Regions from separate parts of the Homo sapiens genome. Here region 1 is linked to region 2. A link is a loop called in an ENCODE intact Hi-C map of the cell type or tissue named here. Cell type or tissue: heart right ventricle. All regions are shown on one strand. Region 1 holds the start of LOC105370743 (a long non-coding RNA gene). Region 2 has its middle 120 kb from the start of TJP1.

What was found. Peaks named below come from ENCODE experiments on the same cell type or tissue, not always from the same donor. Only the 100,000 strongest peaks of a DNase experiment are listed, where the experiment ranks them.
Region 1: a loop joins it to region 2, with 4 times the contacts of the local background. A loop is called at or near these places in 8 of 110 quality-filtered maps.

The regions. Positions count from the first base shown.
Region 1 is chr15:29,686,548-29,689,047 of GRCh38, reverse strand. It overlaps LOC105370743 (a long non-coding RNA gene), which reads left to right and starts at 1,559. Exons shown (of 4, transcript XR_932031.3): 1 at 1,559-2,147. In heart right ventricle, no CTCF peak of the experiment used is centred here; no DNase peak of the experiment used is centred here.
Region 2 is chr15:29,940,871-29,943,370 of GRCh38, reverse strand. It overlaps a transcript of TJP1 not described here. Among named protein-coding and RNA genes, the nearest start is that of TJP1, 120 kb to the right of the region's middle. In heart right ventricle, a CTCF peak has its summit at 1,026 (motif pointing left); no DNase peak of the experiment used is centred here.

The DNA.
Region 1 (2,500 bases), 250 kb after region 2:
TGGACCACCGGGCTCACGCCCTCCCTTCCCCCTCCCCTCATCCACGCATGCTCCAGCACAGTCACTCCTCTCTCCCCAGTGTCCCCATCGTAGACCTGCAGAGACCACGATGATGGCGTCTACTTCATGGAGCAGCCGCGTGGCATGGATGCTCTGTCACAGGTCAAGTGTTTAGAACAGACCTACTCTCGGGAGGTGCTGTTAACCATCTGTCATCCCTGTGTCAGTGGCTTTGTTATCTCAGGAACCAATTCCCAGCAGAGTCACTAAAAATGCTATCTGCAGAATCAGAGTCATGCCAGCCTGGCCTGTCCCCGAGCCGGTGCTGGGCCCTGGCGTGAGTGAGGCCCTTCGGAGTCACATGGCGTTGAAGCACAGCAAACCCAAGCCAGAGGCCCCGTCCCAACAAACAGGCAGCCAGGCCCGGAGAGTGTCTGTAGCTGCCTCTTGGAAGAAGTGAGGCCACAAGCTTCAGCGATTTTCTTCAAAAGGAAGTTTGAGGCCAGGAGCTGAGAGCAGCAGAGCCAGGCACATGTCAATGATCAAAGCCAGGAACGTGGCATGCAGGTTGATGCAGCCGAGTGGCCATTGCTTTGAAAAGTTAGACCAAGCCACCTCCTCTGCAGGAGCAGCCCCCGCGTGGCTTCAGCTCCTCTTTTCCACGTGTGCGCCTGCTTCAGGCCAACTTCTCGGTCCTCTTGGTTGGAATTTGGAGGAGCAATGCAACTCCATTTAGTGTGAGGCCAGGAGCGGTCAATGGGGTCCCGCGGCCAGGCTCAGCCTCACCAAAGGCAGGTGATTGCTATGGCAGGGTGGGGCTCTTTCACGTGCTTCAATAAATTCTCCAACAGTTGCCAGCCAGTAGCGACACCGCGTGGCAGGGCGTGCCTTCCTCCCAAGGCACACCTACCTGCCAGGCTGCGAGGGGACAGGACTCACCCATAGGTGCAGCGTGGCTCCCTCCCAACAGGGAAGCCCCAGCCCATGCTCGCAGATACCCAAGGGCCTCGGGCACTGCGTGGCAGCGCGCCCCTTCCTCCCAGGAAGTCCCAGCCGGACATCTCTCCTCGCCTCTGGCCCTTAGTGGGGCCAGGTGACCCATGCCACCCCCTCACTGTGCCCCATTCCCAGGGCTGGCCCTGAGAAAGCCTCCCACGCTGTCCTCCCTGCTTTTCTTTCCCCAACAACAGCCCCACCTGACAGCAGGAAAGGAAGAGACAGGAAGTGTTGGGTTTGGCTCTGGTGCGAGCACACTGACCCCACACTTGAGCTCCCGCCCCCAACACTGCTCTGGGGTACTGCTAAGCACACTGGCCTGGCCCATGCCTCCTTCCAAGGAGTGTTAGCCAACCAAGAAAAACGCCCCCGCCTGCAGACCACACCAGCAGGTTCTGCTCGGGCAACATGAACCCTGGGCTGGGGTTTGCTCAGGGCTGGCTGTCAGTTTCTGGTGACCTTTGGGCACATAGAAACTCTCACCTGGGGAAAGCAGCAGATCCGTGCCAGTGGCTCACCCTGCCATGAGCCACACCTGCCTGCCAGGCTGCCAGGAGACAAAACTCACCCACAGGTGCAGGGTGGCTCCCTCCCGACAAGGAAGCCCCAGCCCACACTGGCAGCTGCCCAAGGGCCTGGGGCGCTCGTGTGCACAGGCCACTAAAGTCACCCAATGCCAGCCAGCCTTGGTGAAAATTACCATTTGCTCAACTGAGATACTGGGTCCATGACTCCAAGGGGAGCTCGTTCTGGTTGCTCTGGGTATAGAGACTCTGAACTGTCCTGCCACGTAAAGAGAACAGTCTCGTTTCTCACACTCTGCGAAAAGACAGGTACGTGGCCCGCTCGCTGCCTTCTCCAGCCTTTGCACAAAGAACTTACAGCTTTTGAGTACAACCCACAGCTTACAGGGTCTTAGAAGCAAAATTCGTGTTTGGAGCAATTGTCAGACTGCAGCTTGGCAACACACTTCCTATGTGCCTTTGCTACTATTTGAACAACTGCTATCAGCTGGAAGGGTTATTCCCTCCTGCCGTTAGGGCATTGCTTTCCCTGGATCTAGAACAAGACTGACCAGATGTGTCTGGAGTTGATTGCTGCCATTGGGTTCTTCGTTTCGCTGACCAAAAATGAAGCCGTGGACCTTCCCGGTGAGTATTACAGCTCTTAAAGGTGGCACAGACCCAAACAGGGACCAGTAGAAAGATTTATTGTGAAGAGCAAAAAAATAAGCTTCCAAAGTATAGAAAAGAACCCTACAGGTTGCTGCTGCTGGCTGGCTAAGTGCTGAAGACCGGGCCAGCTTTTATTCCCTTATTTGTCCCCTCCCATGTTCTGTTTCTGTCCTATCAGAGTGCCCTTTTTTCAATCCTCCCTGCGATTGGCTACTTTTGGGATCCTGCTGATTGGTGCATTTTACAGAGCACTGATTGCTGCATTTTACAGAGTGCTGATTGGTGCATTTTACAGAGCACTGATTGGTGCATTTTGTAATCCTCTTGCT
Region 2 (2,500 bases):
GGCGTGAGCCACTGTGCCTGGCTGTGTTTTTAATAAATAGCAAAAGAAGCCAAAACTATAACTTGTAAAGTAGTCATTAGGTTTTCCCTAATTGCACACTTAGGGAAAGAAGGATTAGCTAAATTCATGGATTTGACTGAATGCATGTTTTAAAAAAGACCTTCTCCATCATCTTTTATGTCAAAAGAGGATGCCCACCCGCTCTCTCTCTTACACATATAAAATCCCTTGTGGCGATCTTCTAGTGTTACTTGGTGAGCTGGTGGTCTTGGTTTCACCAGTGTCTTATCACAGCTTGCAGTTATTTTATTTATTCTTTCATCTGTCTCCAGGAGAAAGTGCGCTCCATCAGAGCACAGGCCAGGGTAGTTTGTTCCTTCTTGTATCCTTGGTATGTGTGCAGCATATTGTTTTGTCCATAATGGGTGCTAAAGATTGTTGATTAACCAAAATACAGAGAGTATTCACTTAAAAAAAAGGAAGAAAAGAAAAATGACTTGGGAGTTGGTTCTTATAGGTGCTTATGAACAAGTCCCCTCCCTTGCAGGTCCCCCCGGGCCTGCCCTTGCCAGCCCCAGTTCACTGAGCATACAGCCTGTGTTGCTAACCTGGGTGTCAGTGAACTGCACGGGACATCAGAGTGTGCTGTGGCCCACTGCCAGCCCTCTGCGGAGGTACGCACCGCTGTGTGGTAAAGGAGTCTTCCAGAATTATCACCGTTATTAATCTTCCAAACGGAGAGGAGTCAGAGAGACTTGAGGCTCTTTTGCAGAAAAAGGAATCCAGCTATTTTTATAACTTTGGGAGTTCCAGAGGCCAGTCTGAATGCAGTTTGCCAATTGACAACTAATTGGTAGGAGATTTTTGCCCTTAATGGATACTTTCTTGATTAAACTGTGAATGTTCAGATATTTCTAAAGGAGTCTTCTAGACAACCTTGCAAGAACTCTTGTTTTAAAAAATGGTTGTAAGTACAAAGGCTGCAAAGACTCCATTCTTGTGAGTGGTACCGGCCTTCATCTCCACCTAGTGGGCTTTCTGGATCGGTTTTGCAGCTCAGTATTTTGTCTCCATTCCAGTTGACCTGTGCCATCATCTCTCATCTCTTCAGAGTTTCTTTTCATTAGCAACTGCTAGTTCGGGAGCTTATTGACTCTGACTTTAGGCAGAATTTTATTCATCAGAACTGAGAAGAAAATATAGGCCTTTTAGAAATTTGGGTCTTAATGAAAAGAATAGAGAAAATGTTATTTCAAAGAAGAGAATATTATGCGTTCAGTATTCTGGTTTAACAAATATTTTGTGAAGTCTCTCATGAAAGCAGTTCCTGGATTTTGCTTGACCCTCTCTGTCTAGGGCTGAGACGCAGCTCTGGTGGGCGGGCATGGAGACCGCAGCCACCTCTCCTCCCCATTTCTCCAGTCGCTTCCCTCCTCACGGCCTCTTCATGCAGACCAGTGCACCAGCCTCACACCCAGAGCAGTTTAAGCCTAACTTTAGGTTCATCTGAGACTCCCCTGTCCCATCACATGCAAACACATACACGCATGCACGCCATTGTCATCATCTTGTCTGCCTTTAAAATGGTCACAATCTAGTGGAGCCGGCAAAAATGTAAACAAACACGTGATACGTGTACAATGGTGGAGGCGGTGCAGAGTGCCTTGGGGGATAACGAAGTGCTCAAAGCTACTTTGTACATAAAGAATCACAAACAAGGTGGCTGGGAAACTGGATCTGGAAGGACTCATATGACTTTGTTGGGCAAAAAGTGGGGAGGTGTTGAGGGGGCAGAGGGGGGACCGGAGATGGAGCTCACACCAGCTGGTTGAAGGAAACTGCTGGTGGTTCCCAACCCTAGAGGTCTGTAGAGATGCCCCATGAGGGTGGCCTCAAGCCTCCTTCCCCCCTTCAGCCAGAGTAGCTCTGCTTTTATCTGTTCTACTGGAGGGTGAGGAGCACAGACCATTTTATTTGGGAAAAAGGATTTTACTGCTAGGATGGTTTTGTGAACAGAGAGAGGACTAAGGCAGGGCCAGGGAACCTCACCAGTGCATAGGCAGTCAGAAGGCGAGGGGCCAGCAAAGGAAACTCCTGGGTAGAGGCTGAAGAAGCGAACAGGGGAGTTTCTGGAAGGGAGGAGTGGTCCACGGAGATGTGTGTGGCCTCAAGCAGGTGGGGAAGGCAAAGGCAGCGTGGGCCTGCCTGCGGTCGTAGGAGGTCATTTGCAGAGGTGGAAGTAGAGTTCATCTTTTATTTTTGCTAACCTTGAAAGGAGGGATAATGTAATTTTTTTTTAATACATTCACAGAACAGAGAGACATCAGTGCTTCAAAATCTCCAGAGCTGATGGCATGTATTTTTGACAGTTTTCATGTATTTCTGACAGTTACAGCTCTCTTCCTCCCCCATCTGTGAAAGTGGCACAGTGCAGTGGACTCATCTCTGGGTGCTGTGGTTATGGTGGTCATCGGGGCAGGGGCGAGGGTGGGGGTCACTT